2 separate regions of the Homo sapiens genome follow, and region 2 is linked to region 1. A link is a loop called in an ENCODE intact Hi-C map of the cell type or tissue named here. Cell type or tissue: GM12878. All regions are shown on one strand. Links, peaks and the distances in the headings refer to the core of each region. The heading gives the core; the rest is flanking DNA. Region 1 overlaps RAB3GAP2 (RAB3 GTPase activating non-catalytic protein subunit 2). Region 2 has its middle 90 kb from the start of SLC30A10.

Evidence for each region. Peaks named below come from ENCODE experiments on the same cell type or tissue, not always from the same donor. Only the 100,000 strongest peaks of a DNase experiment are listed, where the experiment ranks them.
Region 2: it touches region 1 in a loop (3-fold over the local background); 2 of 110 quality-filtered maps call a loop at or near these places.

What each region holds. Positions count from the first base shown.
Region 1 is chr1:220,171,914-220,183,987 of GRCh38, forward strand. RAB3GAP2 (RAB3 GTPase activating non-catalytic protein subunit 2) reads right to left here. Exons shown (of 35, transcript NM_012414.4): 20 at 10,805-11,018; 21 at 10,344-10,441; 22 at 724-829; 23 at 1-136. Among named protein-coding and RNA genes, the nearest start is that of MIR664A, 23 kb to the right of the region's middle. In GM12878, for the core only: no CTCF peak of the experiment used is centred there; no DNase peak of the experiment used is centred there.
Region 2 is chr1:219,830,327-219,846,474 of GRCh38, forward strand. It overlaps a transcript of LOC105372926 not described here. Among named protein-coding and RNA genes, the nearest start is that of SLC30A10, 90 kb to the right of the region's middle. RefSeq lists enhancers at 2,668-3,613, 8,709-9,452 and a silencer at 5,087-5,287. In GM12878, for the core only: a CTCF peak has its summit at 7,604 (motif pointing right); a DNase peak (open chromatin) is centred at 7,603.

The sequences.
Region 1 (12,074 bases), core at 1-8,000:
ATCTGTGCAGCAACAGAATGCCCAACATGCGCAGACAACAGAGCGGCTCCATTGTTCTCAGACTGAATACAGGCTGTGCGCATCTGCTGCCACCATGGGGACACAGACTGAGAATCCCAGGTCTCATCGATGGCCACTATAGGGATAGGAGAAAACAGAAAAATAAACTCTTACCCTGTCAATTTTTTGGACTAACCATTTATGTTAAACATAATGTTAAAACTAAGTTACCTACTGATGTGTTTTTGTATTTCTCAATGAAGTGGAAGTCTAACAATCTATTTTATTCAGAACATTTATATTCCATTTATTTATGATCTTTTAGTCATCTTTGTTCTGAATCAATATAAATCCTTATTTGGAATATTTCATCATTACTGAAAACTGTTGAATATTTTAACAGATTAATATTCTGATAATCATACAAAAAATAACAAGAAAAACATTGCCTTCCCCGAAGACCATTCCATTTGCCTTACTGAGTTAAGATGTATTGTTCAAATCATGTTATTTTTTTATGATGATACAAAATATAAAATTTCATAAATTAAAGCATAAGTCAAATGCATTAAGAGTATTCTATTAATACATAAAAGAATCTCTACGGTGAAATGTTTTGTACACTACAGACTCCTTTTGTTAAGGGATCCTATCCACTCTCCCATCTTTTTGTGACATTTCAAACACGAAACTTTGTTGACGAGAGCAACAAACTTTGTTTACCTTTCATCTTGCTCAGGAGGGACAGCATGGTATGAAGACAGCAGATTGACTGTGGTTTATCCAAAATATCCTTTTCCTTTGAAAGCCAAACACTCAGGAGCAGAGACTGAAATCAAATTTAAATCTTTTTCAGTCTAAAAAAAAATTTAGCATAGACAAAATCTTACACTTTCCTAGACAGCAGATGCATGCATATGGATGATGCAGCTTCTTGAGGTGAAAAAATTAGTGGTTGCTTGCTGTATCATGTAATCTGAGAGGGAATATGAGGTACCTTGTCTACCTAGGAGATTCTCTATAACCTGTTGTATATTTAAACTTCACTGTTTCCAAACCTTCTTTGGGTTAAGCATTGCCTTCCAATCCAAATCTCTATTAAGGAGCATATTACCAGACAGGAGTTACTACTACGTGAGCATAGATCTGCTGTTGATGAACGAGGTGCCACTTGGCTGTAGGTTTTGACTGGAGAGAGAGGTAGGATCTGTAGCTGTGGATCTTAGCCTTGCCTTGGCTGTACAAAGGTATTGCAGACGTGGCAGTGAGGAGCAAGTACATAAAAGTATCAAACTCCAATTTTTAAATCACTAATAAGTTATGAAAAAACAGACTTTAAACCAAAAAACTTAAGTCAACATAAGTGACTTTTAAAATGGCTGTAAACCAGCATACCTACTTGAAGCTGAAATTTTTTTAAGATTTATAAAATTGGTTCACAGATAATTCTGGGATAATGAAGTTTAATGAAATGGTGTTACATCTGTAAGTACTGGTATCTCTGAAAGGCCTTGATTAATTATAATACTGCAATACTTTTATGTGAAAAATAGCTCTAAGTTAAAAGACTGACTGTTAGTTTAAATGAATTATTTCAAATAGTTTTCAAAAATTAAGGAGGGTAAAGAGTTGAAGGAGAAGAAGCACATGAAAGAAGTGAATTTATGAGGACGACTTAGGGCCAGGAGCTGTGATAAGTACGTGACATGCACATCACCTCCTTTTATCCTAATAACTTCTGTGGCAGGGATGATGATCCAGATTTCAGAAATGATGAAATAAGCTCATACGGGAAAGCTAACATGTCCAGCACTACAGTTAATGAGTTAGAACTAAAATTGACACACCTGTAATCCCAGCACTTTGGGAGGCCGAGGCGGGCGGATCACGAGGTCAGGAGATTGAGACCATCCTGGCTAACGTGGTGAAACCCCATCTCTACTAAAAATACAAAAAATTAGCTGGGCGGGGTGGCAGGTGCCTATAGTCCCAGCTACTTGGGAGGCTGAGGCAGGAGAATCACTTGAACCCAGGAGGCGGAGGTTGCAGTGAGCTGAGATCATGCCACTGAACTCTGGCCTGGGCTACAGAGCGAGACTCTGTCTCAAAAAAAAAAAAAAAAAAAGAAAAGAAAAGAACTAAAATTGGATCCATGTTTATCAGATCTCAAATAAATTTAAAAAAAAGAACTAAAATTTGAAAATAAACCTGCCTGATTCTATTAATAACATGCGTATTTTCTCTTCTCCCCCTTTAAAAATGTTCACATGTGTATGAGGATATATACATGTACATATAAATTTATATATGCACTTAATTTTTACACTTACGAAACCACACATATATACACACACACACATACACGCACACTCTTTAATGCCTTCTATTTTTTTTCCTTTTTTGGTCTAATTTCCCTTCCAAGGGCCTCCTCATACCAGCTCCCTTTTTACCTCATCCCATATAGACACCCTTTAAAAAACTTTTTGTGGGTACATAGTAGGTAGGTGTATATTTGTATGTGGTACTTGATATGTTTTGATACAGGCATGCAACATGAAATAAGCACATCATGAAGAATGGAGTGTCCATCCCATCAAGCATTTACCCATTGAGTTGCAAACAATCCAATTACATTCTTTAAGCTATTTTAAGATGCACAGTTATTATTGACTATAGTCACCCTGTTGTGCTATCAAATAGAAGGTCTTATTCTATTTTTTGTACCCATTAGAAACCTTTTTTAAAAAACAAATATATCTTCCATGCTCATAAATAATGACAATGTTAACAACAATAAATGCTAATGGCTACATAAAGGTTACTATGCTCCAAGCCATTAACAGCTTTATATGTATAGATACATATATCGTACTTTTGAGGGAGGATAAGGGGGAGTCACTGTCACAACAATGGGATCATAATTACACCATGTTCCTTCCACTTGCAACCCAATATCCTGTTTAACCAACAAAATTCAGAATGACCTTAGTTTATTTATCAGGGGAATTTCCTCTCTTCTAGACTTCCCCTTAACCTCCATAACCTGATGCTTTTCACCACTAGGTAGGCTGAAAAAATTGGTTGCCTATACAGTTAACAAAGACATTCTATACTCAATCAAAAATAACTCTGTCTCGCTGTTTTATGTGCATGTATACTGGGAAGCAAATCAAAAAGAAATGTTGGGGGAGAGCAGAATTTATCTTATATTTTAGGCTCACTGTTAAATTGCCACTAGATTCACTTTGATAAATTTTACATACAAAATGTCTGACCTGGGCCTGTTATTAAAGTGCATCAGATTTCTTTTCTTTTCTTTTCTTTTTTTTTTGAGACAGAGTCTCACTCTGTTATTTAGGTTGGAGTGCAGTGGCGCGATCTTGGCTCACGACAGCCTCCGCCTCCCAGGTTCAAAGTGCCTCAGCCTCTCAAGTAGCTTGGACTACAGGCGCGAGCCACCATGCCCGGCTAATTTTTGTATTTTTAGGTAGAGACGGGTTTCACTATGTTGGCCAGGCTGGTCTCGAACTCCTGACCTCGTGATTCGCCCGCCTTGGCCTCCCAAAGTGCTGGGATTACAGGCGTGAGCCACTGCGCCCGGCCGGAATACCAGATTTCTAAACATACCTATAGATTTAATGTCTCTTAAAGCTTGGTTCATTTCCCCATCAACAACAAAGTTTCAAAATGCTCATCAAAATTGGCAGCCAGAAGTTTATTTTATATTAAGGCAGCCAAAAAAATTAAATGCCATGCCTTGGACCTCTCTTCACACTATGAATTCCACTTTTCTCTCCAACCAACCTCTCCTCTACCCACCATCACTTGTAATAAAATTCTGAAACAAACAAAAAACCTGCTCTGCTTAACTTTGCTTCTTATTTCTCCCTAGGTTACCTCCTTCTATTTCCCACCCTACAGGTAGTCTCTGTTTATAACCTAGAGTGTGTTTTTCCTGTTTTCTATAAACATTAAAACTTCCAAACAGTCAAGCTTTTGTTTGTATATAGGAGATCAGTATAAAATAGAGGATGCCAAAGAAACTATCAGAACATAATCATATAATTGTAGAATCACTTATAAGCAATATAGATATTTTAAATTGCAGGAAACATTAAGATGAAAGAAGAAAAATAAAGAAGTGAATACAGAGATAAATTAAGTTACCACATAGAAACACATATATGGACACATATAACAGGAGAAGAGTCTAGTGTATAAAGGTAACTACCTCCATAACTAGTAAATACAAAATAAGATATTCTAACAGTCACAACAAAGAATGCCACATTACATTATTCATAATATATTTATATTATGAATTCACATATTAAAATATTAACTGTTATCTCACATATAAATATGTTATATATTGACATATAACCAGATGATGTCTAAATAATAGATTTTGAGTAACAGAAACCTTGAGGTCACCAAGATGGCGGAATAGAAGGCAACCTACTTATATTCTCTCACAATAAGGTGGTTGATCTGTCCCCCTGAACTGACTTCCAGATTGAAGCCCAGAAACAGCCCAGTCCCCACAAGGGGCTTGGCTACTTCCCTGTTTGCCCATGATCCTGCCACCAAAACCATTTGCCATGGGGTCCAGAAAGAACTGTACACACTAGTGTTTTGGCAGAAAGGCTAGTCTGCCCGCTAGCACTGGTCTCAGCAGTGGGCTGGAAAGTAGCCTTGTGGTGCTGCTCTCACCTTCCTTAGCTGAGGTCCCAGCTCAGAGTTGCTTGCATAAGGACCCAGAGGCAGACTCACCCATATCTCTCAGCCCAGGACTCAGAGCCTCCCTGACAGGCTCACCAACCTCTATCTCACAGCAGATCCCCCTCAGGGCCCCCTCACTGCAGCTGGAGAACTATCCTATCTGTGCAGGAACTTGCTGAAGACACATGCCTCTCTGAGCCAACATGAGACACACCAGCCTCCATTCCCACAGCTGATCCCAAGAGGGCCCAGTCTCAGCTCAAGCCCCTCCTGTTGCAGTTGAGGAATTACCTCACTTGTGCAGGAACCTGCTGGGCGACACATAACCATCTGAGCCAACAAAACAGGCCCCCCAGCCTCCTTTTCACACAGATCCTAAAGAGGTCCAGTCTCACTTCTACCCCCTCTAACTGCAGCTGGGGACCCATCCACCTGTGCAGACACCTGCTGGGATGCATACCTGTCGGGGCCACCAGGACAGACTTCTGGACCCAGGTCCCTGGCCAGTATTCCCAAATAGCCTCAGTACCCTCCTTGGGTCTTCCCCCAGTCCATGAAGGATAGAAAGCCACATAAACTTCAGAGCTCTTGAGAGACCTGCAGCAAGCCTGGGCTTAGAGTGATGTCAAGTGTTGCAGTGGTCACAAGCTCAGGGAACATGAAAGTCAGTCAGCTTAGAATCCCTGGAAGGCCCTCTGAGGAAGGTCAAGTACAAACAAAGCCAGACTGTGAAGACTAAAGTACATACCTAATATATCAATGCACAATACCATCGTACTACCACAAGCATCGAGAACATTCAGGGAAACACGACCTCACCAAATGGACAAAGAAAGGCACCAGAGACAGAATCTAAAGTGAGGGAGATGTGTGATCTCTCAGACAAAGAATTCAAAATGGAAGCTCAACAAACTTTAAGAAAACCCACACAATCTATTCAAAAATTTATCAGAGAAATTTTTAAAAGGTTGAAATACTAATGAAAAAAATCAAATAGAAACCTCGGAGCTGAAAAATAAATAAAATTAAAAATGCAATATAGAGCATCAATAGCAGAATTGATCAAACAGAAGAAAGAATCAGTGAATTCGTTGATAGACTATTTAAAAATACATAGTCAGAGGAGAAGAAAGAAATGAAATGAATGAAAAGGAATGAACAAGGTCTATAGGATCTATAAAACAACATCAAAAGAGCAAATATTGGGGTTACTGGAGTTAAAGAGAGAACTGAGAAAGACAAAGGAGTAGAACGTTTACTCAAATAAGTAATAACAGAAAACTTTCCAAACCAGAATATACAGGTACAGGAAGGTCAAGGGTCACCAATCCGAGTTAACTCAGACAAGAATACTCCAATTTACAAACTCATAAGGGTCAAAGACAAAGAGAGAATTTAGAAAACAGCAGGAGAATAGAAGCAAATAACATATAAGATAGATCCAATATGCTTGGTAGCAGATTTCTCAGCAGAAACCTTACAGGCCAAGAGGGAGTGGGGCAGTATGTTCAGAGTGTTAAAGGAAAAAAACTGCCACCTAAAAATACTGTACGTGGCAAAGTTATTCCTTAGAAATGAAAAAGGGAAATAAAAGATTTCCCGAGACAAACGAAAGCTGAGGGAATTTACTGCTATCAGACCTATCCTATAAGAAATGTGTGATTTCTTAGACACTAAAGGGAGTTCTCCAAACTGAAAGAAAATGATGCTAATGTGATTGTCATACTAATATTCTAATCACGGTGCTTAAACCACATATATCTTTAGTAAGAAGACTAAAAGAAAAAACTATCAAAAAACTGACAATTTGTTAAGAGACAATAACATAAAATGATGACATCAAAAATGCTAAAATGGGGGGAGAAGAGAGTTAATGCGTATAGGTTTTCTTTTTATGGTTTGTTGGTTTTGCTGTTTTGTGATCAAAGTTAAGCTGGTATCAGTTTTAAATACTTGTTGTAACTAGATTTTTTTTGTAAGCCTCATGGTAATCACAGTGCAAAGCCTACAATAGATACACAAAAATCAAAAGTAGCGAATTGAAACATACTACAAGAGAAAATCACTTAACTATAAAAAAAAAGACAGAAAAAAGAGAGGAGTTACACAGCAACTAATAAACAAGTAACAAAATGGCAGTAGTAGGACCTTACCAATCAATAATAACACTGAATGTAAGTGGGCTAAATTCTCCAATTAAAAGACACAGAGTGAGCTGGGCACAGTGATATGCACCTATAGTCCTGGCTGACTGGAAGGCTGAGAGGAGATAATAGCTTAGGCCCAGGAATAATAATAATAAAAAAAAGACATAGAGTGACTCAACAACATAAAAGTGTATACTGCATACAAGAAACTCACTTCACCTATAAAGGCTAACATAGACTGAAAGTGAGGGAATGGAAAAAGATATTCCATAAAAATGAAAACCAAAAAAGAGCAGGAGAAGCTGTACCTATATCAGACAGAATAGACTTTAAGTTGAAAATTATAAAAAGAGACAAAGGGGAGGCTGAGGCAGGAGAATAACTTGAACCTGGGAGGTAGAGGTTGCAGTGAGCCGAGATCATGACACTGCACTCCCGCCTGGGCGACAGTGAGACTGTCTCAAAAAAAAAAAAAAAAAAAAAAAGAAGACAAAGATGGTAATTATACAATGAAAAAAGAGTCAATTCAGCAAGAGGATCTAACAATAGTAAGTATATATGCACCCAACAATGGAGCACTCAAATATATAAAGCAAATATTAATAGATCTAAAGGGAGAGACAGACTTCAATACAGTAATAACAGAGGTCTTCAACCTCACTTTCAGGAATGGACAGATCTTCCAGGTAGAACATCAATAAAGAAAGATCAGAGTTAAACTACATACTAGACCATATGGACCTAATAGACATTTATAGAACATTTCACTTGCTGCTGCAGAATACACATTCTTTTCATCAGCACATAAAACATTCTCCAGGACAGACCATATGTTAGCCACAAAACAATTCTCAACAAATTTTAAAAAGTCAAAATCATGTGAAGTATTTATCTGACAACAGAATAAAAGTAGAGATCAGTAACAAGAGGAACTTTGGAAACTGCACAAATACAGATATTAAACGACATGCTACTGAACAACCAATGAGGCAAGGAAGCAACTAAAAATAAAATTTAAAAATTTCTTGAAAAAATAAAAATGGAAATACAACATACTAGAACAATGGGATGCAGCAAAAGGAGTGCTAAGAGGGAAGTCGGCCGGGTGCGGTGGCTCACGCCTGTAATCCCAGCACTTTGGGAGGCCGAGACAGGCAGATCACGAGGTCAAGAGATCGAGACCATCCTGGCCAACATTGTGAAACCCCGTCTCTACTAAAAATACAAAAATTAGCTGGGTGTGGTGGCGCATGCCTGTAGTCCCAGCTACTCAGGAGGCTGAGGCAGGAGAATCGCTTGAACCCAGGAGGCGGAAGTTGCAGTGAGCCGAGATCGCACCACTGCACTCCAGCCTGGTGACAGAGTGAGACTACGTCTCAAAAAAAAAGAAAAGAGGGAAGTCTATAGTAATAAACACCTCAATAAAAAGACTCCAAATAAACAATCTAACAATGCACCTCAAGAAACTAGAAAAGCAAGAACCAACCTAAAAATTAGTAAAAGAAGTAATAAAGATCAAGCAGAAATAAATGAAATTGAGAATAAAAAAATTACACAAGATCAACAAAAAAAGTTGTTTTTATTAAAAAAGATAAACAAAATCAACAAACCTTTAGTTAGACTAAGAAGCAAAGAGAAAAGACTCAAATAAATAAAATCAGAGACAAAAAAGAAAACATTACAATTGATACCATAGAAATACAAAGGATCATTAGAGACTATTATGAACAGCTTTATGCCAACAGCAGTAGAGAAACAGAAAACCTCAACAAACCAGTAATGGGTAACGAGATGGAAGCAGTCATAAAAAGTCTCCCATCACAGAAAAGCCCAGATCTGATGAATTTCCTGCTGAATTCTTTCAAACATTCAAAGAAGAACTAATATCAATTATACTCAAACTATTTCACAACATTGGAGAGGAGGGAATACTTCCAAACTCATTCTATGAGGCCAACATTACCCAGATACCAAAACCAGACACATACATAATAAAAACAACACATTAAACCATCAACAAGCTCACAGAGGTAGGATGCCCAAATCCTGGCCAAAATATAACATGTAAATGGGGGTGTGTGAAAGAGTATGCAGTTGGCCCTCTGTATCCATGCATTCCACATCTGTGGATTTAATCAACTGTGAGTCAAAAATATTCAGAAAAAAAAAGATGGACGGTTCCATCTATACTGAACATGTACAGGCTTTTTTCTTGTCATTATTCCCTCAACGGTACAGTTTTAACAATTTACACATTTACATTGCAGAAAGTATTATAAGTAACCTAGATATGATTTAAGGTATACAGGAGATGTGCATAGGTTACATGCAAATACCACACCATTTTAACTTTTTTGCTTTTTAGAGACAGGGTCTCACTCTATCACCTAGGCTGGAGTGCAGAGGTGCAATCAGCACATCCTTGATCTCCCTGATTCAAGGGATCCTCATGCCTCAGCCTCTTGAGTAGCTGGGAATACAGGGACATGCCACCATGCCTGGCTAATTTTTTATTACACCATTTTTTATCAGGACCTTCTGTATCCATGGTTTTGGTAATGGAGGGGGAGGTTCCTGGAACCAATCTTCCATGGGTGCTGAGGGACAACTGTGTATGCATGCATGTGTAGGGGATAGGTAATAACAAAGAAGAACAAGGAAGATGGGGTAACTTTCCTTGTTTTTTTCAGAAAGGGTAAAAATTTAGTGTTGTATTTCCTCCTTGGATGATTCTTTTGTTTTATATTTGTTATATTAGAGATTACATTATAATATATATTCAAAGTCTGAAAATGTTTGGTAACAATTCCACATTGCTTTATGGGAAGCTTATTTTGTTTTTAAGATATTTTTCATTGTAACATGACAGTTTTTTACTGATGATCCAATTCCACTGTAAATGCACGCATATAGATGGGTGCACACAGATTCTAAACTTATTTTAGGCCAACTATACGATATGCTTGTTAACATTTACAGAAAATTGGCCAGGCATGGTGGTTCTTGTCTGTAATCCAAAAGCTTTGAGCGGTCATGCGGGGAGGATTGCTTCAGGCCAGGAGTTTGAGACAAGCTGGGCAACATAGCGAGACCCCCATCTCCACAAAAGTAAAAAAAAAAATTGCCCAGTAGTCTCAGCTACTCAGGAGGCTGAGATGGGAGGATGGCTTGAGCCCAGGAGGTTGGGGCCACAGTGAGCGATGATCACACCACTATACTCCAGCCTGGGTGACAGAGCAAGACTCTCTCTCTCTCTCAAAGTAAAAGAAAAAAAAAATTACAGGGTATAAGAAAAATAAATAATATTACTTCTATTAAATATGGTGATTAAAATTTTCTTTGATCATTTTTAGAAAGTTTTCATGGACATTCTGTGATATCCTAAAAGACAATAGTTAAAAAAAAAAAGAAGACTGACACTTCTGGGTGACATTCACAAGGAAGAACAGCATCCAGCAACCAAAAAAACCTTACCAACAACAGCTGAGGGCTAAGACCAGCCGACTCCAAAGTGTGACACATATCCTCAGTGGAGCTTTCTCCATGCAAACACTTCCAAAAAAAGAAACTACCTGGTAGAAGAAAAACAAAGCACATTAATCAATGACTACTTACCATTTGGACTAACAATCTTATTGAATCACAATCTGGAATTCCAGAGAAACAAAACATTATGAAGGAAGAGAAATTAATTGTTCAATTTGCTTGATTTATTAAAGCAGAAAGCAAATCATGATCCAATATTGTCTCTTTAGTATACTCATTAATACAACCTGTTGACCAGAGTATCTTTTGTTGGCCAAAAAATACAGTACATTAAATCCTTTCATTATTTAAATTTCAAAACAAATGGAATCTCTGAGATGCTATATGTTCCTACCATGTTTTCTTCTAAAAGAAGAGGCATACAAAGACCAGTGTATTATTTTACCTACCTAAAGCCACATATTCCTCTTCACTTATTTTCTTTATGTTGAGCACATCCTTTTCATATTCTAAATATTCCAAGAATGTTTTTACAGGCAACACACCATCTTTATCATCAGAAAATCGAACATTTGTCCTGGTGTTCTCTTGCTTATATTTCTCTAGTAATGCCTGGAGCTTAAGCAGTTCTTTTTCATCAAGCCTTAGTAACAGAGCCAAGTCCTTTAAAACAGAAAACAAAACAAAACAACATTCCACATCTATCACCCACATTATCTGAACTGAAATTCAAGGCTGTAAGCAAAAGTCGACTTTTTAATTAATATAATACCTATCATGTATTCTGCTTAAAACTTTACTTACAAATCACGTTTCATGAGTAGGAAGTTATTTAAATAAAGTAAACTATAATTTTGAAACACTGCATGTTTGGTACCAAACCAAACATGGTACTAGAGGTAGGTACTAAAAGAAATGGTATTAAAAGTACCATTTTAGGATATTTCTTGAGGGTACTTTATTATCTTCTAGAATGTTAGCATTTTTTTTTTTTTTTTGAGACAGGGTCTCACTTTGTTACCCAGGCTAGAGTGCCTTGGCACAATCATGGTTCACTGCAGCCTTGACTTCTTGGGCTCAAGCAATCCTCCTGCCTCAGCCACCTGAGTAGCCGGGACCACAAGTGTGCACCACCACATCCAGCTAATTAAAAATTTTTTTTTTTGTAGAGGCAGGGTCCCACTATGTTGCCCAGGCTGCTCTCGAACTCCTGGGCTCAAGTGATCCTCGCACCTCAGCTTCCCAAAGTGTTAAGGTTACAGGTGCAAGCCACTATGCCTTGGCAAATGCTAGAATTTTAATAAACATGTATTACTGTATAATCAGAAAAAAATTTAAAAGGGTGTCAAACGCAACTCTTACTATTCTGAGGAAACTAAATATTGAACTTAAATGCTTAATTATAAAGCAGCGTAAACACTATAAAATAAAAACATAGAAAAATATTCTCATTGTATCTACATATAAGTCCTGTATGTGGCTCTCAGGGATACAACCTGCTAGGCTTTCAAACTATTTTTATATACTATATGTACAAAAACATATCATGGCTGGGCATAGTGGCTTATGCCTATAATCTCAGCACTTGTATAAATAATATAAATATAGCAGCAAAGCACAGAGAGCTAGCAGGGGGCTTGGTAAGGAAAATATACCTTTAAAGCTTTAAAAAAAATTCTTAATTTTCTACTTCTTTACTACTAATTTTAAAAAGTAAAA
Region 2 (16,148 bases), core at 3,067-11,066, 340 kb before region 1:
CGTGCCACCATGCCCAGCTAATATTTTTATTTTTTGTGTGTAGAGACTAGGTCTCACAATATTGCCTGGGCTGGTCTTGAACTCCTGGCCTCAATGGATCTTTCTGCCCCAGCCTCCCAAAGCGCTGGGATTACAGGCATAAGCCACCACACCAGGCCTCATTTGTCTCTTGCTCGTAGTATTAAATAGCCTCCTAATGGCTTCCTGCTTCCTTCTTATCTCCTCTGCAGTCCTTTCTCCACAAAGCAGCAAGAAGTATCTCTTTTTTAAATAAAATACTTGTGTGTGTATTTTATAAAAACACGTGGCCTTACATAATCTCAGCACAATTATCAAAATCAAGAAAATTAGCACTGATAGGATACTATTATCTAATCCCCAGTTGATAGTCATATGTAATTGATTGTCCCAATAATGTCCTTTAATAGCTCCCACCTACCCCAGTGCAAGATCCAGTTCTATATCACATCGTGTATTTATCTGTTATGGCTCTTTGTTCCCGTTTAATCTGAAATGATTCCTTAGCCAATTTTTTTGTTTCTTAGCCTGAATATTTATTTAAAAAAATATAAACCAGTTATTTTGGAGAAGGCTTCCCAGTCTGAATTTTTCTGATATTTCTCCATGATTAGGATTCAGGTAATGCCTTCTGGAGGGCAGAAAAACCATGAAAGAGATGTGGTGCCCTCAGTGCTTCCTTTCCAGAAGCACACAACGCTAGTTTGTCTATTTTTCGTCATATTAATGGTGATTCTTTATGAACATCTGACAATGTTCTTCAACCATAAGTACGTTCCTGCTTTCTCCCCCGTACTTCCTTTGCAGGTAAATACCTTAAGGTTATGCAAGTAACTGTTCAATCATCAAACTTTCAATCACTAGTTTTGGCATCCATTGATAATTTTCTAAATTCACTGTCCCTTCTACATTTATGAATTGGCAATACAATGTAAGGAGAAACATTTTTGTCCCTCCAATTTATTTATTTATTCACCCATTCATTCATTTACCTTAGTACAAACTCATAAACCTTAACTGAATTTATTGGTTTATAATCCCAATTTTATGCTAAAATTGGTCCAGATTTGGTAAATAAAACCTCTTTAAGCTAGTTGCTATGTCCTGTTTATTATTATTATTATTATTGTTATTATTATTATACTTTAAGCTCTGGGATACATGTGCAGAACGTGCAGGTTTGTTACATAGCTGCACACATGCCATGGTGGTTTGCTGCACCCATCAACCCGTCATCTACATTAGGTATTTCTCCTAATGCTATCCCTCCCCTACCCCCAACCCCAGATAGGCCTAAAACCATAAAAACCCTAGAAGAAAACCTGGGCAATACCATTCAGGACATAGGCATGGGCAAAGACTTCATGACTAAAACACCAAAAGCAATGGCAACAAAAGCAAAAATTGACAAATGGGATCTAATTAAACTAAAGAGCTTCTGCACAGCAAAAGTAACTATCATCAGAGTGAACAGACAACCTACAGAATGGGAGAGAAAATTTTTGCGATCTATCCATTTGACAATGGGCTAATATTCAGAATCTACAAGGAACTTAATTGAATTTACAAGAAAAAAACAAACAACCCCATAAAAAAGTGGGTGAAGGATATGAACAGACATTTCTCAAAAGAAGACATTTATGCGGCCAACAAACATATGAAAAAAAGCTCATCATCACTGGTCATTAGAGAAATGCAATTCAAAACCACAGTGAGATACCATCACATGCCAGTTAGAATGGCGATCATTAAAAGGTCAGGAAACAACAGATGCTGGAGAGGATGTGGAGAAATAGGAATGCTTTTACACTGTTGGTGGGAGTGTAAATTAGTTCAACCATTGTGGAAGACAGTGTGGCGATTCCTCAAGGATCTAAACCAGAAATACCTTTTGACCCAGCAATCAGATTACTGGGTATATACCCAAAGGATTATAAATCATTCTACTATAAAGACACATGCACACGTATGTTTACTGCAGCACTGTTCACAATAACAAAGACTTGGAACCAACCCAAATGCCTATCCATGATAGACTGGATAAAGAAAATGTGGCACGTATACAACATGGAATACTATGCAGCCATAAAAAAAGACGGGTTCATGTCCTTTGCAGGGACATGGATGAAGCTGGAAACTATGTTCTTTTTTTCAAAAAAAATGAACTTTTTATTTTGGAATAATTTTATATTTATAGAAAAGTTACAAAGATGGTAGAGAGCTCACATATACCCCTTACCCAACTTCTCCCACTATAACCATTTTACATTACCATGGCACTGTTCTCAAAACTAAGTAACCAGCAGTGGTACATTACTATTAACTACACTCCAGACTTTATTAAGGTTTACCACTTTTTCCACTAAGGCCCTTTCTCTGCTCCAGGATCCAAGGCAGTATGCCATGTTGCATTTTGTCCTCGTGTCATCTTAGTCTACTCTACTCTCACAGTTGTTCAGTCTTGCCTTGTATTTCATGACCTCAAAAGTTCTGAGAAGTACTGGTCAGGTAATTTTTAGAATATACCTCAATACAGGTTCATCATATGTTTTCATCATGATTCAACATGGATTATGGGATCTGGAAAAGAATACCACAGAGATGAGGTCCTCTCGTCATCATAGCAAAACAGGAAGTAGTGTGGTAGCAACATGACTTATTACTGGTGATGTTAAACTTGATCATTTTGGTTAAAGTAGTGTTTGCCAGTTTTCTCCACTGTAAAGTTACTATTTTCCCCTTTCTATATCTACTCACTGGAAATCAGTCACTATGTCCAGTTCACACTTTTGGAGAGTGAGGAGAGGGTAGATTATACACACATACTATCTGAAATTCTTCTGTAATGAAAATTTATTGCTCATCCTTCATTAATTTGATTATTCAATTATTTATGTATAGCAACATAGGCTTATGTACATTTATTTTATACTTGTGTTATAATTCAATGCTACATTTAAAAAAAAATTACTGTTTAAATTCTTCCAGTTTTGGCCCCCAGGAGCTCTTTCAGGTTAGTATGTCTGTCCCATGCATGCCTACATGCTTTTACTTTCTGAGCACTTCCTTATTTCCTGACACTACAAGACTCTCCAGGCTCATCTTGTATTTTTCGCACTCTTGCCCTAGAATCAGCCATGTCTCCAAAAAGCCCTGGCCCCTTTCACTGAAAAACAATCTTTAGAAAAAGCAAGATCTGAGTGTTCAGCGTGCTCATTGCTCCTGGGGTGGCACTGGCTCTAGACCAAGAAACTTCCTTTTAAACCATAAGCGAGAGAGGCATGGTGGTGAGAGATGAGGCTTGAACACCCACTGGGTTTTTGTTGTGCTGATCTCAGTAAGGACCAAAGCAGTAATTTACATTCTAGATCCTCTGGGAAAACAGAATAAATCCCACAGATGAGTTAGTTGGGAGAAAAACATGAACATAGGTGATGCAGTGCATGCCAGAATTGAGAGAACTAGATGAAAAAGGAGTGTGCAAGGACAGGCCTGGTGTATGCCTGTGCCCAGTGAAATTATAAATCGCATGCTCTTTGCACCCAAAAGTGTCCCCATTTGGACTACAAATTACCTGGTCAACTTAGAAACTGCCTTGAAGATGAGATTTGTGATAGCTGAGCCACTGATTAAGAATATTACAATGTTTTGCTGTGTCAAACAATGTAATCATTCCTTTGCACATTTTATAGAAATTTTTATAAAGATTTAAACCATATTTCAGTGTTTCTTGGATGTCAAATGTGCCTCCGTTAAATGTGCTTCTTTTCTCTTTGGCACCTAGCTGTCCTCCCCAGGCTAAGCCCTCCCTCCAAAGAGGAAAAGAGCTCCATCTGAAAAATCCATTTGCTACAAGAGATAGAAAGAAGTTATTTAGGCAGATAGTATGGGTAAGAGAGTCCTCAGCAGAATTTCCCTTTTAATGAAAAACAGCCTCAAACTCGTTTCTTTTCTAACAACTGCCTGAAAAATCGAGCTGCAGACATAGATACAAGCAAGCTAGAAGCTTGCACAGGTGAATGCTGGCAGCTGTGCCAATAGGAAAGGGCTACCTGAGAGCCAGGCATGTTCCACATGGAGGCTCTATCTTCCCTTTTCTTTGTCACCACGTGTACAGTAAGGAAACAGGCAACATGGCATCAGCCAGATAGAGAACCCATCTGCATAATAAAAGATTAGGGTGGGGTGGCCAGCTTTTTCATGCCCTATGCAAATGGCACATCTAGCCCTAACCAGTTTTTCGCACCCTATGCAAATGACACACCTGGTCCAACCAATCTTTTGTGCCCTATGTAAATCCAATACCACCTCCTCAAGCTCATCTATAAAACCTGATGTATTTCACAATGGACCAGAAAACCTGCTCGGGACCCCTCTCTCTGCAGGAGAGAGCTCTTCTCTTTCTTTCACCTATTAAACCTCTGCTCTTAACCTCACTGCTCGTGTGTCCGTATCTTTGATTTCTTTGGCGTGGGACACTGAACCTCGGGTATTACCCCAGATGAATGATGCTGCTTTGCATTGTTTCTATAGTCAATTGACCTCATCAATTGTGCTCAGTTTATAATCTCTGAACTTTTTCTACCTGAGGCCCTTTTGGTGTCCTAGGAGAAGATATGACAAATAGGAGGAAAGAAATTTAGAAATTTACCTTCTTTTTTTTTTTCTTCTTGAGACGGAGTCTTGCTCTGTCGCCAGGCTGGAGTGCAGTGGCGCAATCTCTTCTCACTGCAACCTCTGCCTCCCAGGTTCAAGCGATTCCCCTGCCTCAGCCTCCCAAGTAGCTGGGACTGCAGGCACATGCCACAATGCTCAGATAATTTTTTTGTATTTTTGTAGAGATGGGGTTTCACCTGTTGGCCGGGATGGTCTTGATCTCCTGGCCTCGTGATCTGCCCGCCTTGGCATCCCAAAGTGCTGGGATTACAGGCGTGAGCCACAGCGCCCAACCAACAAATTTACCTTCTAACCATCTTTTCTCGCTTACCCCATCCTCTTTCAGCTTGACCTGTATCTTGGGTAACATCTTAACCTTATGTCCACAGCTTCCTCCACTGTGTGTCCTCGCTTCACTTCAACACACCATCTTGAAGGACACAGGACACAGGTAGCATGGGAAGTAAGCTTCATGCAAGGATCTAGAGTTCAGATTTTGACATTTGAAACCACTACTGTTTATGCAGCAAGAAAAAGAAAAAGTTTTCTTCTTAGATTAAAAAAAAAAAAGGCAGAGCAAACTATACAGTGTAATTTGAAAACTCCAGCTGTCCACCCAACAAGAAAAAGGAGTCCAGTAATTCCTGGCAATGACAGAAATTTGGTGAATGTACATAGTGCTAAATTTGGAATCTAGCTGAACACTCATTTTTAAATTGGTTTTATGAAACAATGATTGCTCTAGAAAGTGTGGTCCTAGAAAATTTAATCAACTGCAAAAGAACCAATAGAGTTTGTGAAGGCTTGACAATTAAATCGTTTTAAATATTTAACTAAAAGGGTCTCCTGGTTTCTTTCAAAGTTGTACCAGCAAGGGTTACCTAAGTGCAAGCAAGCCCAGGTGACATTTTTATATTTCCAGGAAACTCTTGTGCCAGGATTCAGCCCTTAGAGAATGATCAAATCTTCATTAAAACTCCCAAAAGTAGGAATTGAGACCAGGAAATAAGACATTCTCACTCCACCAGTGTGTTTAGTGCCAGAGCTCAAACTGTGAGAGCTGCTCAGGAAAAGGTCTTAGACCTGGCAAAGGATGTGTTGTAAAAACCCACAGCCCCCATAGCGACCTGCCCCATTTCCTGCAGAAAGAGGCAAGGACCTGCCCAGAGCCAGAGGTCAGAAGGTAGCTGTGGAGTAGCCCTGCTCAAGTGGCCTCCTTAACCTGGTGTCCTGAGAATGTGGCTCAGAGCCAAGCCTGGGAAAATCTGGAGAGTCCATCTGAGGTTCAAGGTACAGTCCCTTCCTCTCACCACCTCCTTCTTTTGGGGGGCTGTGGTCGGGAGGGTGGTTTCAGGAAGCAGGGTCTTGCTCTGATACCCTGGCTGAGTGCAGGGGCACAATCACAGCCCACTGGGGCCTCAACTTCTTGGACTCAGGTGATCCTTCCACTTCAGAATCCCGAGTAGCTGGGACTACAGACATGCGCCACCCTGCCTGGCTAATTTTTTTATTTTTTGTAGAGATGTGGTCTCGCTATGTTGCCCAAACTGGTCTCCAACTCCTGGGTTCAAGTAGTCCTCCCACTTCAGCCTCCCGAAGTGCTGGGATTACAGGCATGAGCCATCTTACCCAGCCTCTTTCTTCAATCTCAGGACCAGGCTCTACCCTGGAGTGACTGTACCAATGGCAGGTATCAGAATCAATTTATTTTCATGCTTCACCTTTTCATGCTTCACCTGCCTATGTTCACAATTCAGAGCAATAATTCCAATGAGAGTTTCATCATCACCTCTCTATTTTTCACTGATGGTGTTGTCATTATTGGGGTTAGGGCAAAGTGGGGCATAATAGCAAAGACATGAATTCAACTTAAGTGTCCATCGACAGAGGATTGGATAAAGAAAATGTAGCATATATACACAAAAGAATATACACTGCCATAAAAGAGAACGAAATCACATCTTTTGCTGCAACATGGATGGACCTAGAGGTCATTACCGTAAGTAAAAACATCTCAGAAACAAAGCCAAATACCGCATGTTCTCACTTAAAAGTGGGTGCTAAATAACATGTACACATGGACGTAGAGTGTGCAATAATAGTCACTGGAGACTCAAAAGGGTGGAGAGGTGGGAGGGGTGAGGAATGAGAAATTAATTACTTGATGGGCATGACGTAGGTTATTTGGGTGATGGTTACACTAAAAGCTGAGACTTTACCATTGTGTAATATATCCATGTTAAAAAAAAAAACTGCACCTATACCCTTTAAATTTATACAAATTTTATAAGAAAGTGAAGAAGTAGAATTGTCAATGAGTGCCAATTGTTAATCAGGAGACTCTTGTTCTGATACTACTACAACTTACCATTGGATTTGAGAGATGTTGCTTAGATTCTTCAGGAGTCAGTTTTCCCATCTATAGAATGAGAGTCCGGAGCAGGTAAGTATAGTGTAATGGAAAGTCCACAACACTGAGTCACAATTCCTGGTGTGAAACCTAAAGCACCTAATTTAGCCTTCCTTTGCCTAACTCTCCTTTCATTTAAAATGGAGATAATAAGATCTGTGTTGTCTATTTTTCAGGGCTACTTTGAGGGTCAAATCATGTGAGAGTTCTTTAAAAACTTTTCAGCGATACATAAACATACAGCGTTACTCTAACTGTTGCTGCTTTACCATTGTCTTCTAAGTTCCCTTTACATTCTAAAATCATGATTTCAAAGTCTTTCAACATGAAATACTGTACCTGGCATTCCCTTAACTCTTTCATGGTCTTTCATGTATTCAGCCTTGGAATGTGATCTTAGAACAAATGAACCAAAGACAACACCAACATCCACCTCTGCTTTCTCGCTCTTTCAAGTTCTAACAGTCGAGAATGTGAATGCTCAGTTACTTAGAATAAAGATCGTCCAGTAGATGGTGCTGCTGTCTCTGAAAATGGACTGAGAAACCAAAGCGACTTCATCTTCCCTACTAAAAAGTTTGGAGAATACAGTTGAGGCCAGTCTATGGAGAGCCTTGAGTGGTAATCAAAGAGTGTTTGAGTTATTGTCTATTCAGTGTGAGGTCAGTCCACAGTGTGAGCCGAAAAAAAACAATGATGAAAGACATTAATTGGAAAAGTTAATTTGATAGAAAACTAAAGGATAGGATGTAGAAGACAGTGACCTGTTCAAGCGTGAAAAGACAGAAAGGCCTTGAGTTTCCAGAGTCTATAGACAAGTAATAAAATGCATAACAATAATAACAATAATTTAAGTAATATTAATTTTTAATAAGTTAATATCAACATAATTATTATTATGAAGCACTGTTCTAATCACTTTACATAATGTTAACTATTTAACCTTCACAATAAAGCTATGAAGGAGGAATTGTTATTATGCCCATATTATAGAGGAGTAAACTGAGGTTGAGTAACTTGCCCAGAGTCACTCAGCTCATACATGGACTTGAGCTGAGATTCATATCTAAGCAGTAGGCTCCAGAGTGTGTGCTCTGGTGACCTACACTAAAATGGCTTCATCTTTTACAGCCCCCATGGTAAACAGCAATAACATCGAACAAATCATCGAACAATAACATCCACTAAATGGATGATTAGAAAAGAGTAAGATGACAGTCCGGCCTTTCCCACCCTGAATTTAAGGTGAGGACAGGGTGTACCTCACTTAAACCAATGAAGTCATTTGGTCCATTCACTATCTTAATCAACATGGGATTCCCTTTTACAACTTTTCAGAATGGTTATTATAAGGTCGAAAATGAAAGGCAAGGTCATTTTCTCCTAAGACTTCATCTTTTCCTTACAACCAAATTGGCCTTTGTTTGTCAGGCTTAAAATCAAGGTGAAAGGTTCCTTCACTGCTTCCTCTGTGTATAAGAGATAGTGTTGGCTCCATATCTGTTCACCCATCCACCCATTTTTTAACATAGCCACATCTTGACTTCTTACAGGAACAAGGACAAGTTGGAGGTAGAGAGGGGAAAAATCTAGTGCATAGCATTTATTTTTGATGTAACAGTGTATTTTGTCATTTTTTCATTTGTATTTTCAAGTGCATCTCATTGCAAAGTGTTCAGGTCACTTTGCTCTTTGAAGGCTCTCTAATTGACATTAAATCCATAATGTATTGACGTAGAGTGAATTATAGGAACCTAACAGTAAGAGAAAGGAAAGAGGAGCCACTTATGAGTTGAACTGTCACGGAGCTGCTGTTCCTTCGGCACTACTGAATGCAAATTCTTGGTATGTTCCTAAGGATGCTAGACTTCCCAGTCTACAGAATTTGAGATCTTTCTGTTGAAAAATAAGAAATGTTGGGGGGGTGGCGCCAAGATGGCTGAATAGGAACAGCTCCCGTCTACAGCTCCCAGCTTGAGCGACACAGAAGACGGGTGATTTCTGCATTTCCATCTGAGGTACCGGGTTCATCTCACTAGGGAGTGCCAGACAGTGGGCGCAGGACAGTGGGTGCAGCACACCGTGCGCGAGACGAAGCAGGGCGAGGCATTGCCTCGCTCGGGTAGCGCAAGGGGTCAGGGAGTTCCCTTTCCTAGTCAAAGAAAGGGGTGACAGACGGCACCTGGAAAATCGGGTCACTCCCACCCTAATACCGCGCTTTTCCGACAGGCTTAAAAAATGGAGCACCACGAGATTATATCCCGCACCTGGCTTGGAGGGTTCTATGCCCACGGAATCTCGCTGATTGCTAGCACAGCAGTCTGAGATCAAACTGCAAGCCGGCAGCGAGGCTGAGGGAGGGGCGCCCGCCATTGCCCAGGATTGATTAGGTAAACAAAGCAGCGGGAAGCTCGAACTGGGTGGAGCCCACCACAGCTCAAGGAGGCCTGCCTGCATCTCTAGGCTACACCTCTGGGGGCAGGGCACAGACAAACAAAAAGACAGCAGTAACCTCTGCAGCCTTAAATGTCCCTGTCTGACAGCTTTGAAGAGAGCAGTGGTTCTCCCAGCACGCAGCTGGAGATCTGAGAACGGGCAGACTGCCTCCTCAAGTGGGTCCCTGACCCCTGACCCTTGAGCAGCCTAACTGGGAGGCACCCCGCAGTAGGGGCAGACTGACACCTCACACGGCCGGGTACTCCTCTGAGACAAAACTGCCAGAGGAATGATCAGACAGCAGCATTCACAGTTCACGAAAACCCGCTGTTCTGCAGCCACCGCTGCTGGTACCCAGGCACACACGGTCTGGAGTGGACCTCTAGCAAACTCCAACAGACCTGCAGCTGAGGGTCCTGTCTGTTAGAAGGAAAACTAACAAACAGAAAGGACATCTACACCAAAAACCCATCTGTACGTCACCATCATCAAAGAACAAAAGTAGATAAAATCACAAAGATGGGGAAAAAACAGAGCAGAAAAACTGGAAACTCTAAAAGGCAGAGCGCCTCTCCTCCTCCAAAGGAATGCAGCTCCTCACCAGCAACGGAACAAAGCTAGATGGAGAATGACTTTGATGAGCTGAGAGAAGAAGGCTTCAGATGATCAAACCACTCCGAGCTACGGGAGGAAATTCAAACCAAAGGCAAAGAAGTTGAAAACTTTGAAAAAAATTTAGACGAATGTATAACTAGAATAACCAATACAGAGAAGTGCTTAAAGGAGCTGATGGAGCTGAAAGCCAAGGCTCGAGAGCTACATGAAGAATGCAGAAGCCTCAGGAGCCAATGCGATCAACTGGAAGAAAGGGTATCAGTGATGGAAGATGAAATGAATGAAATGAAGCGAGAAGGGAAGTTTAGAGAAAAAAGAATAAAAAGAAACGAGCAAAGCCTCCAAGGAATATGGGACTATGTGAAAAGACCAAACCTACATCTGATTGGTGTACCTGAAAGTGACGGGGAGAATGGAATCAAGTTGGAAAACACCCTTCAGGATATTATCCAGGAGAACTTCCCCAATCTAGGAAGGCATGCCAACATTCAAATTCAGGAAATACAGAGAATGCCACAAAGATATTCCTCAAGAAGAGCAACTCCAAGACACATAATTGTCAGATTCACCAAAGTTGAAATGAAGGAAAAAATGTTAAGGGCAGCCAGAGAGAAAGGTCGGGTTACCCACAAAGGGAAGCCCATCAGACTAACAGTGGATCTCTCGGCAGAAACTCTACAACCCAGAAGAGAGTGGGGGCCAATATTCAACATTCTTAAAGAAAAGAATTTTCAACTCAGAATTTCATATCCAGCCAAACTAAGCTTCATAAGTGAAGGGGAAATAAAATACTTTACAGATAAGCAGATGCTGAGAGATTTTGTCACCACCAGGCCTGCCCTAAAAGAGCTCCTGAAGGAAGCACTAAACATGGAAAGGAACAACCGGTACCAGCCACTGCAAAATCATGCCAAATTGTAAAGACCATCAAGGCTAGGAAGAAACTGCATCAACTAACGAGCAAAATAACCAACTAACATCATAATGACAGGATCAAATTCACACATAACAATATTAACTTTAAATTGTAAGTGGACTAAATGCTCCAATTAAAAGACACAGACTGGCAAATTGGATAAAGAGTCAAGACCCATCAGTGTGCTGTATTCAGGAAACCCATCTCACGTGCAGAGACACACATAGGCTCAAAATAAAAGGATGGAGGAAGATCTACCAAGCAAATGAAAAACAAAAAAAGGCAGGGGTTGCAATCCTAGTCTCTGATAAAACAGACTTTAAACCAACAAAGATCAAAAGAGACAAAGAAGGCCATTACATAATGGTAAAGGGATCAATTCAACAAGAAGAGCTAACTATCCTAAATATATATGCACCCAATACAGGAGCACCCAGATTCATAAAGCAAGTCCTGAGTGACCTACAAAGAGACTTAGACTCCCACACCTTAATAATGGGAGACTTTGACACCCCACTGTCAACATTAGACAGATCAACGAGACAGAAAGTTAACAAGGATACCCAGGAATTGAACTCAGCTCTGCACCAAGTGGACCGAATAGACATCTACAGAGTTCTCCACCCCAAATCAACAGAATATACATTTTTTTCAGCACCACACCACACCTATTCCAAAATTGACCACATACTTGGAAGTAAAGCTCTCCTCATCAAATGTAAAAGATCAGAAATTATAACAAACTATCTCTCAGAACACAGTGCAATCAAACTAGAACTCAGGATTAAGAAACTCACTCAAAACCGCTCAACTACATGGAAACTGAACAACCTGCTCCTGAATGACTACCGGGTAAATAACGAAATGAAGGCAGAAATAAAGATGTTCTTTGAAACCAATGAGAACAAAGACACAACATACCAGAATCTCTGGGACACATTCAAAGCAGTGTGTAGAGGGAAATGTATAGCACTAAATGCCCACAAGAGAAACCAGGAAAGATCCAAAATTGACACCCTAACATCACAATTAAAAGAACTGGAAAAGCAAGAGCAAACACATTCAAAAGCTAGCAGAAGGCAAGAAATAACTAAAATCAGAGCAGAACTGAAGGAAATAGAGACACAAAAAACCCTTCAAAAAATTAATGACTCCAGGAGCTGGTTTTTTGAAAGGATCAACAAAATTGATAGACCGCTAGCCAGACTAATAAAGAAAAAAAGAGAGAAGAATCAAACTGACACAATAAAAAATGATAAAGGGGATATCACCACCGATCCCACAGAAATACAAACTACCATCAGAGAATATTACAAACACCTCTATGCAAATAAACTAGAAAATCTAGAAGAAATGGATAAATTCCTTGACACATACACCCTCCCAAGACTAAACCAGGAAGAAGTTGAATCTCTGAATAGACCAATAACAGGCTCTGAAATTGTGGCAATAATCATTAGCTTACCAACCAAAAAGAGTCCAGGACCAGATGGATTCACAGCCGAATTCTACCAGAGGTACAAAGAGGAACTGGTACCATTCCTTCTGAAACTATTCCAATCAATAGAAAAAGAGGGAATCCTCCCTAACTCATTTTATGAGGCCAGCATCATCCTGATACCAAAGCCGGGCAGAGACACAACCAAAAAAGAGAATTTTAGACCAACATCCTTGATGAACATTGATGCAAAAATCCTCAATAAAATACTGGTAAACCGAATCCAGCAGCACATCAAAAAGCTTATCCACCATGATCAAGTGGGCTTCATCCCTGGGATGCAAAGCTGGTTCAATATACACAAATCAATAAATGTAATCCAGCATATAAACAGAACCAAAGACAAAAACCACATGATTATCTCAATAGATGCAGAAAAGGCCTTTAACAAAATTCAGCAGCCCTTCATGCTAAAAACTCTCAATAAATTAGGTAGTGATGGGACGTATCTCAAAATAGTAAGAGCTATCTATGACAAACCCACAGCCAATATCATACTGAATGGGCAAAAACTGGAAGCATTCCCTTTGAAAACTGGCACAAGACAGGGATGCCCTCTCTCACCACTCCTGTTCAAACATAGTGTTGGAAGTTCTGGCCAGGGCGATTAGTCAGGAGAAGGAAATAAAGGGTATTCAATTAGGAAAAGAGGAAGTCAAATGGTCCCTGTTTGTAGATGACATGATTGTATATCTAGAAAACCCCATTGTCTCAGCCCAAAATCTCCTTAAGCTGATAAGCAACTTCAGCAAAGTCTCAGGATACAAAATCAATGTACAAAAATCACAAGCATTCTTATACACCAATAATAGACAAACAGATAGGCAGATCATGAGTGAACTCCCATTCACAATTGCTACAAAGAGAATAAAATACCTAGGAATCCAACTTACAAGGGACGTGAAGGACCTCTTCAAGGAGAACTACAAACCACTGCTCAATGAAATAAAAGAGGATACAAACAAATGGAAGAACATTCCATGCTCATGGGTAGGAAGAATCAGTATCATGAAAATGGCCATACTGCCCAAGGTAATTTATAGATTCAATGCCATCCCCATCAAGCTACCAATGACTTTCTTCACAGAATTGGAAAAAACTACTTTAAAGTTCATATGGAACCAAAAAAGAGCCTGCATCACCAAGTCAATCCTAAGCCAAAAGAACAAAGCTGGAGGCATCACACTACCTGACTTCAAACTATACTACAAGGCTACAGTAACCAAAACAGCACGATACTGGTACCAAAACAGAGATATAGATCAATGGAACAGAACAGAGCCCTCAGAAATAATGCCGCATATCTACAACTATCTGATTTTTGACAAACCTGACAAAAACAAGCAATGGGGAAAGGATTCCCTATTTAATAAATGGTGCTGGGAAAACTGGCTAGCCATATGTAGAAAGCTGAAACTGGATCCCTTCCTTACACCTTATACAAAAATTATTTCAAGATGGGTTAAAGACTTAAACGTTAGACCTAAAACCATAAAAACCCTAGAAGAAAACCATTCAGGACATAGGCATTACCATTCAGGACATAGGCATGGGCAAGGGCTTCATGTCTAAAACACCAAAAGCAATGGCAACAAAAGCCAAAATTGACAAATGGGATCTAATTAAACTAAAGAGCTTCTGCACAGCAAAAGAAACTACCATCAGATTGAACAGGCAACCTACAAAATGGGAGAAAATTTTCGCAACCTACTCATCTGACAAAGGGCTAATATCCAGAATCTACAATGAACTCAAACAAATTTACAAGAAAAAATCAAACAACTCCATCAAAAAGTGGGCAAAGGACATGAATGGACACTTCTCAAAAGAAGGCATTTTACATTTATGCAGCCAAAAAACACATGAAAAAATGCTTACCATCACTGGCCATCAGAGAAATGCAAATCAAAACCGCAATGAGATACCATCTCACACCAGTTAGAATGGCAATCATTAAAAAGTCAGGAAACAACAGGTGCTGGAGAGGATGTGGAGAAATAGGAACACTTTTACACTGTTGGTGGGACTGTAAACTAGTTCAACCATTGTGGAAGTTAGTGTGGCGATTCCTCAGGGATCTAGAACTAGAAATACCATTTGACCCAGCCATCCCATTACTGGGTATATACCCAAAGGACTATAAATCATGCTGCTATAAAGACACATGCACACGTATGTTTATTGCGGCACTATTCACAATAGCAAAGACTTGGGACCAACCCAAATGTCCAACAATGATAGACTGGATTAAGAAAATGTGGCACATATACACCATGGAATACTATGCAGCCATAAAAAATGATGAGTTCATGTCCTTTGTAGGGACATGGATGAAATTGGAAACCATCATTCTCAGTAAACTATCGCAAGTACAAAAAACCAAACACCGCATATTCTCACTCATAGGTGGGAATTGAACAATGAGAACACATGGACACGGGAAGGGGAACATCACACTCTGGGGACTGTTGTGGGGTGGGGTGAGGGGAGAGGGATAGCATTAGGAGATATACCTAATGCTAAATGACAAGTTAATGGGTGCAGCACACCAGCATGGCACATGTATACATATGTAACTAACCTGCACATTGTACACATGTACCCTAAAACTTAAAGTATAATAATAATAAAATAAAATAAAATAAAAAAGAAAAATAAGAAATGTTGTATATATTCAAATCATCTTAACATATCATTTCATTCAAATGCATGCTCTGAATGCATTGCTAGCTATTTAACCCTGGGAAAGATACTTACAGTCTTCTTCCCTCAGTTCCCTTGTCTATAAAATAAAACTGTCTAACTTGTAGGATAGTTTTTAAAAATAAATGAATTAATGCATGTAAAGCAGTTAAAACCATACCTGATACATAATAAGGGAACTGTAAATTTTAGCTCTATTTGTGTTACTTAATATCTCATTTGAGTCACATAACAACCTTATGAAATAAGATGGGTACACAGTATTATTTTAGTTTACAACTAGATTTCAGAAAGATTATGGGACTTTCCCACAATCATACAGCTAGTCAGTCTGAGAAAATTAGAAAAATGGCACTTGACATATAGTAAGTGCTCAACCAGTGTTTGCTGCTGTTGTCACTCTGATTTGGCAATGCTAAGTTCCAATTCCAGATTTTCTGACTCCAGTCCCAAATTAGTTTCTTTCTTTCATTTTTTTTTCTTTTTCCCTGCACTCAGGTTTCTATAGTGAATAGAATTATTCACTATAGAACTCAGAACTATTCAGTTTAGAACTGAAATACTAGCCAGACCTTGCAAGCAACACTATTACTTATAAGGTACTTCAATACCCAAGTTTTCCAAGTATTAACAAAATAAAATAAACTTGATGCCTCAAATTAAGACCAAGACTAAAAAAAATAGATCACACAAAAGTTATGCTCAGGAGGATTAGGAGGAAGATGGCAAATAAGAGACAGGGCTAATGTGCAGCTCCCACTTGGACCAACAGAACAGTGTGTGGAGACTCACATCGTTTTGCTCCAAGAACCACCACAGGAATGCACCAGGAAAACTGAAAGAATTCATGGATCCTTTGAAGGAAGCGGCATGCTACAGCAAATTTCATGAGACAG